Linked DNA regions of Homo sapiens: region 1 is linked to region 2. A link is a contact called in ENCODE Hi-C or POLR2A ChIA-PET data. All regions are on one chromosome and are shown on one strand. The core of a region is the stretch at or near the end of the contact, and the rest is flanking DNA. Distances in the headings are between cores, read along the strand shown. Region 1 holds the start of SRRM1 (serine and arginine repetitive matrix 1). Region 2 has its middle 16 kb from the start of RCAN3AS.

The links. A loop is a pair of places that touch in the nucleus more often than their neighbours do. ChIA-PET counts read pairs that join two places held with the same protein, here RNA polymerase II (POLR2A). Pooled maps may share reads with other maps.
Region 1: a map of CD4-positive, alpha-beta T cell shows a loop between it and region 2 (3-fold over the local background). The contact joins the promoter of SRRM1 here to the enhancer-like site in region 2. A Hi-C loop is called at or near these places in 5 of 168 maps with a recorded cell type or tissue (CD4-positive, alpha-beta T cell, CD4-positive, alpha-beta memory T cell, mammary epithelial cell and 1 more) and 12 of 50 pooled maps. POLR2A ChIA-PET finds 5 or more read pairs at or near these places in 11 of 52 experiments (AG04449, CD4-positive, alpha-beta T cell, CD4-positive, alpha-beta memory T cell and 7 more).

Annotation. Positions count from the first base shown.
Region 1 is chr1:24,641,440-24,644,651 of GRCh38, reverse strand. It overlaps SRRM1 (serine and arginine repetitive matrix 1), which reads right to left and starts at 1,350. Exons shown (of 17, transcript NM_005839.4): 1 at 1,305-1,350. The coding sequence starts at 1,325. RefSeq lists silencers at 969-1,028, 1,289-1,608 and an enhancer at 1,679-1,778.
Region 2 is chr1:24,484,361-24,487,914 of GRCh38, reverse strand. No RefSeq gene overlaps it. Among named protein-coding and RNA genes, the nearest start is that of RCAN3AS, 16 kb to the left of the region's middle. Within about 2 kb of position 1,459, at least 3 of the 41 ENCODE cell types and tissues checked have a DNase peak (open chromatin) inside an H3K27ac peak, as active enhancers do; they include CD4-positive, alpha-beta T cell, where a contact is called at or near this core.

The DNA.
Region 1 (3,212 bases), core at 101-2,600, 160 kb before region 2:
CTTACTGTTTGCCTAAGAACAGCTGGTTGTTCTTAGGTAAAATACTTGGGGGATAACATTCTAACATGACGAAAAACTCGTTGGCATATTTAAAGCCAATTAAAGAAGGATTTCAATGTCCAATTCGGAGTGTCCAAAGATATTTTTACTAAAGTTCTGGCCCTCCTCCCTTCCAATTTTTCCTTTGAAAACACACAAACTGCAAATTACATGCTCTAAAGAGAAGAGCTAACGTGTATTTCAGAAAACGGATATATTGGCTTAGATCAACTAGTTTCTATACGACTTCATTCTGCATTAACAGTTTGCAAGCCCTGAGAGACCAATGGTGCTCAACTCTAGTCCTGTGTCCCTTCTAGATCTTGATCTAGTACTAATTTCCTACAGGAGGGGACTATGGGACACACAGGCTCCAGCACGAGCCTGATAAAGTGTGGGCCCCGAGAACCAACTACGACGGAGTAACTTCCCTGCCTGCAGGCGATGGGCAGACGACGCTGGCAGAGCCTAGGTAAGAGTTACCTTTCACCAGCGGACTCCAAGAGTAAAACACGATGGTGGCGGGTGGTGAGGGATGTGGAGGGCGGGAAGGAATTGAATCACTCCACAACCTGCCTCCATACCCGCGCATAGTTTTCGTTGCACCCTCTACCCTCACAGAACCTTAAATTCACATTGTCCCAACAAGTTATCTACGTCCCCCTCCCTGAAGGGATATCAAATTGGGCGGGAGCTCCCGCGAACCCTGACCTGGCGCCTCCACGAAGGCTTAGGACCTGGAGGGAGGACGTTGGGGGGCGGGGAGGGCGCTTTTTCAAAAAAAGCCGCTGAATGCTTCTTCCTGTTCTCCCTCCCCTAAGGTGCTCTCCCAAGATGTACCCCCAAACCATATTCTCCCTGCCCTGCCGCCACCAGTGACCTTAGGGCTTTCCTTTGGCCTCCCACTCGGGACTTCCTCCTCCGGCTCCGCTAGGCCCCAGGACCCGGCGGCACGCACGGCGCTCGGCCTGCAGGCCCCGCCAGGCAGGCGGGCAGCGAGGTACCATCCCGGCCCATTCCCGCCGCCATTTTCCGGCCACCGTCGCCGCCGCGTAGGGGGGACCATTCCGGAGGAGGAGACTGCGCAGGGGCGCACCGGTCTCCGCCGCAGCGCACGGGGGGGGGGGGGGTGCGCCGGCTCTAGGAGGAATCCTTAAGATCTCCGAAGCTCCCCTCGCTGGCCACCCTGTGCCAAGCTAAGGTCTCCTACCAGGCCTTACCGAGAAGTCCCTGGCCTCACCCCGGCGCCCGGCGCTTCTACTTACGCGGAAAAATCCCGCGTCCATCTTGCCGCCTCGCTCGGAGATCGCTCCCTATCCCAGGGTACACCGCGCCGCCGCGACGGAGGGCGGGACCGGCGGAGGGAAAGCCGAGCGCCGGGACGCAGCGCGCGTCGTTGCGCCCGCCCCCTCCGGCCGACACGAGGCCGCGCCTGCTCAGTGCGCCGAGAGCCCGCCACGCGTGCGCACGAGCGCCAGCGGGGGCGGGCTTCTGTCAGGCCCTAAACTCCCCGGTAGGTAGTGGAGGAGGCGAACCTGACGACCGCAGCCAATGGGAGCAAAAGGGAAGGCCGTCGAGTCGCCCCGCCCTGCAAGTCCTTTTGTGGCGCGTGACCATCCTTGTTCGCGCAATGTGACGTGACCCATCCTTCGACCCGTAGTGGAAGAGGCTTGGCGTCCTGGAGTTCCATGAAGCGATTGAAGAGAAAGGCTGTTACCTCAGAGTGACGCGGGCGAGGCGGCCCGTGCGCCGACGAGAGGCCTGCGGCTTCCCTCTCGTTGTGAAAGTTGTGATTGTGTAGGTTTTACGCGTTTACCAGACGAGAGAGGATTGTCTGTAAAGCGGTCGAGCCTGGCAGCAGACATGAAATCTGCCTTGTAGCTCAGCTTGCTCAGCCTTTGGAGGAAGCTGGAAGTGTCCAGTAGATGGGTTTCGGTTTCGGCGGCCCGGTAATCACGCCGCTGGGCAGGACGCCCGCCAGAGAGCCGTGGTCCTCGGGCTCTGCCTCGGGCTCTCCCCAGCCCGGGTCTCGGACTCCGAGAAGCACCAGCTTCCTCGCAGCGCCTCGCCTGGCCGCCCTGGTGCCTCTGCTCTGGCTGCGAGGGCCTTGGGTTGGATGCGCACTGCTAGATTTTCTTATTTTGAAAATTATTGGCCGGGCGCGGTGGCTCACGCCTGTAATCCCAGCACTTTGGGAGGCCGAGGCGGGCGGATCACGAGGTCAGGAGATCGAGACCATCCTGGCTAACACGGTGAAACCCCGTCTCTACTAAAAATACAAAAAATTAGCTGGGCGTGGTGGCGGGCGTCTGTAGTCCCAGCTACTCGGGAGGCTGAGGCAGGAGAATGGCATTAACCCGGGAGGTGGAGCTTGCAGTGAGCCGAGATCACGCCACTGCACTCCAGCCTGGGTGACAGAGCGAGACTGTCTCAAAAAAAAAAGTTATTTTTATCTAATAAAGCAGAGATGGGGGTCTCGCTCTGTTGCTGGTCTCGAACTCCTGGCCTCCCAAAGTGCAGGGACTTCAGGCCTGAGCCACCGCGCCCGGCCCCACTCTGCCAGCTTTTTCGCAAGCGCTTCTCGCCCTTCTCGCTTCCCTTTCTCGGAGGGAAAGCCGGCGTCCCTTTCTCAGAAAGGCCTCCTCCGGCCATCTTTTGCATCGTTCCCGCCCCCACACACACTCTCGCCTCCCTTTTCTCTTTTTTTCCATGGCACTTAGCCCACCTGAAAGTATGTGTGTGTTTGCTCTCGTGGCTGGAGACACTAGCTGTGTGCTGGAGACATCCCTGCATCTCCAGCTCAGACTTCTCTCTTGACCGTCCCACGTGCCCCAAGTTGAAATCCTGATTCCTTCGCCCTCCATCCACCAAAACCACAAACCACCTGCCCTTCCCAGGGTCTTCCCTGGCTCCCGCTGACCGCAGTGGCTTTCCTTTGGTGTAGGACGCAAGCGTGTGTTACTCTTGACTCCTTTCCTTTACCTCGGCTTTCAAACCATCAAGAAACCCTCCCTGCTGTCATCGTGGTTCAGGGCACCATCGTCTCTTCCCTGAACTGCGCTAACCCCCTAAGTGGTCTTCCTGCTTCTACCCTGGCCACTCAGCATCTACTCTAAGTGTAGCCGGCAGGGTAGTTCTGTTAGAAAACCTTAATCAGACACTTTTCTCAAAAC
Region 2 (3,554 bases), core at 210-2,709:
CACCACACCCAGCTAATTTTTGTATTTTTAGTAGAGCTGGGGTTTCACATGTTGGCCAGGCTGGTCTTGAACTCCTGACCTCAAGTGATCTGCCCACCTTGGCCTCCCAAAGTGCTAGGATTAAAAGCGTGAGCCACTGCGCCCGGCCTATTTTTAATTTTTAAAGAAACCACCATACTGTTTTCCACAGTGGTTGCATCATTTTCTTTCTTCCTTTCTTTCCTTTCTTTCCCTTCCTTCCCTTCCTTCCCTTCCTTTCTTCCTTCCTTTCCTTCTTTCCTTTCCTTCCCTTCCTTTCTTCCTTCCTTTCCTTCCTTTCCTTTCCCCTTCCTTCCTTCCCTCCCTCCCCCGCCCTCTTTTTTTCTTTCTTTCTTTCTTTCGAGATGGAGTCCTGCTCTGTCACCCAGGCTGGAGTGCAGTGGCGCTGCAACCTCCGCCTCCCGAGTTCAAGCGATTCTCCTGCCTCAGCCTCCTGAGTAAGTGGGATTACAGGTGCATGCCAGCACGCCCGGCTAATTTTTGTATTTTTAGTAGAGATGGGGTTTTACCATGTCGGTCAGGCTGGTATCGAACTCCTGACCTCGTGATCCACCCGCCTTGGCATCATTTTGATTCCCACCAGTGGTGCAGAAGAGTTCCCAGCTTCTGTACATCGTCTCCAACACTCGTTATTTTATTTTCCTGTATTCTTTTGAATTGATGAACATATTCTAAAATTAGCTGTGGTGATGCATATATTTGTGATATACTAAAACCACTGGATTGCACACTTTAAGTGAATAAATTGTATAGTATGCGAATTATATATAGAAAACAGTTTTTTAAAAAGAAAAGTAAGAGGAGGGGGCCCTGTGGACCTGGGACATAGACCTCTGAGGAAGGAGAGCTGTTGTCTTGGGTTGGGGGAGGTTCTGTGAAGCTGGTCGTGCAAGAATTGGAAAGAATCGCAAAACTAGATTCAGCTGCTGCTACGCTAGAGTAAAGTTGTGTTCCTGGGGTGATGTGTGTAGGAACAGGAAGTAGATAAGAAAGAGCAAGTCCTTTCTTCCTCCTCCAGCCTCAGTTGCCCTCACAGGCCCCTCACAGGGAGCAGCTGGTAAAGCAGAGAGATGGTTTGGAGAGTTCCAGCTCCAGCAATAGGTTTGGAGCTGAGAGAAAATAGCTCCAGCAATAGGTTTGTTCCAAAGCCACCAATAGGTTTGGAGCTGAGAGAAAATAGCTTAAGAACTTGCACTTGATCTTGGCAACTAAGAAGGCTTCAGCAGGAATCAGACTGGTTTTGTCATCTCAGAGGCCCCAAGAGGGTCTTCAAAAAGATACCCACAAATTTGGAGGTACAGTTAAACTTGTAAATGTTCGTTGAGAAGTGGATCGATATCTTTGGAATAGTAATCCCCCTCCCTCCCTGTTGTGTCCAAAATGTAGCCTCAAGACCCACATGAAAGGCAGGAAGCTACAAGGGAGGCACAAAGCTCTTTGCCTCCTGCCTGGTGGCTGCATCTCTACTTACACTGCTTCATGGCTTAAAGAAAAATAGTAACAACAGCTAACATTATTGGCCGGGTGCGGTGGCTTATGCCTTTAATCCCAACACTTTGGGAGGCTGAGGCGGGCGGATCACAAGGTCAGGAGTTCGAGACCAGCCTGGCCAACATGGTGAAACCCCTCCTCTACTAAAAATACAAAAAAAAAAAAAATTAGCCGGGCATGGTGGCAGGCTTACAGTAGCTGTAATCCCAACTACTTGGGAGGCTGAGGCAAGAAGAATCGCTTGAACCCGGGAGGCGGAGGTTGCATGTGCCATGATCGCGCCATTGCACTCCAGCCCAGGCAACAGTGTGAGACTCCGTCTCAAGAAATACAAAACAAAACAAAACAAACAAAAAAACCCAGCTAATATTATTGAGGTCTTACCATGTGCGAGGCATTGTTCTATATTCAGTTCTTATAAACACTTACAAGGAAGGGAGTATTACTATCCCAGTTTTACAGATGAGGAAACAGAGGCCCAGAGGGGTTATGTACTTTCTCAAAGTCATCTCAGAGAGTGAACGCCAGAGCCTGGCACCCTTTGCCACGATGCCATGCTGCCTCCCAGAGTCCTGCCCTGTGCTTGTTATGACTTGACAGGCCACGTGGTCTTCCTTTTACCTATGCTGCAGGCAGCATCCCAAAAGATCTAGATGACACTGAAAACCCACCTATGCCTGGGAATTGAACAATGAGAACACTTGGACACAGGGTGGGAACATCACACACCGGGGCCTGTCAGGGGTGGGGGGCTGGGGGAGCGATAGCATTAGGAGAAATACCTAATGTAAATGACGAGTTGACGGGTGCAGCAAACCAACATGGCACATGTATACCTATGTAACAAACCTGCACGTTGTGCACATGTACCCTATAACTTAAAAGTATAATATATTAAAAAAAAAAAAAGAAAACCCACCTATGCCATCAAACCAGAGATCATGGTGAATGGTCCTGCTGCAATACACGTAGCCCCTTGAATGGTTTCAAATGCTGCCAGCATTTGCCTTGATGTCGCTGTGGCCTGACGGGCTGGATTGACATCCTCCTCTCAGAATGCAATGGGGTACTTGGTGAAGACCTGAATCAAAATTCTGGACTGGGCATGATGGTTCACACCTGCAATCCCAGTACCTTGGGAGGCCAAGATGGGAAGATTGCATGAGGCCAGGAGTTTGAGACCAGCCTGGGCAACATAGGGAGACCTCACCTATAGAAAAAAAGTTTAAAATTAAAAAATTAGCTGGCATGGTGCTGACCACCTGTCTACTCTAGAGGATCGCTTGAGCCCAGGAGTTAGAGGTTGCAGTGAGCTATGATTGCACCACTGCACTCCAACCTGGGCAATGGAGCGAGACCTTGGCCCCCACCCCCACCGCCCCCGCCAAAAAAGAAAATCTGAAGCTGAAAAAAATCTACCATTTGAAATGTTTTTCTTTCCTTTCTTTTTCTTTGACAGAGTCTCACTCTGTTGCCCAGGCTGGAGTGTAGTGGCGCAATCATAGCTCACTTTAACCTCCAAGTCCTGGGCTCTAGCTGTCCTCCCACCTCAGCCTCTCAGGTAGCTGAGACTATAGGTGTGAGCCACCTCACCCGGCTAGCTTTTTATTTTTTATAGAAACAGGGTCTCGCTATGTTTTCAGGCTGGTCTCAAATTCCTGGCCTCAAGTGATCCTCCTGCCTCAGCCTCCCCAAAGTGCTGGGATTATAGGCCTGAGCCACCTTGCCTGGCCTGAAATAGTTTTTGATGTTAAGGGTGAAGACTTGAGTTGCCTGAGTTCTGGGAGGGCCAGCTCTGTGGGGCTCTTTGAGAAAGGAGATGTAAGTTAAGTTCTTGAGGAAAGACTTGGGCCCAATGGAATGCAACAGGTCTAGCTTCTCTGGTACTTGGAGAGTCCTAGTGGAGGGAAAGAGAGCTGCCCTTGAGCCATGAAGGCTTACACGGATGGGGGATTGGTGAGGGGAACCCTGCTCATTAAGTCTTCTGAGGTTAGGCATGGCCTGTAGGCTCACACGGAGCCATT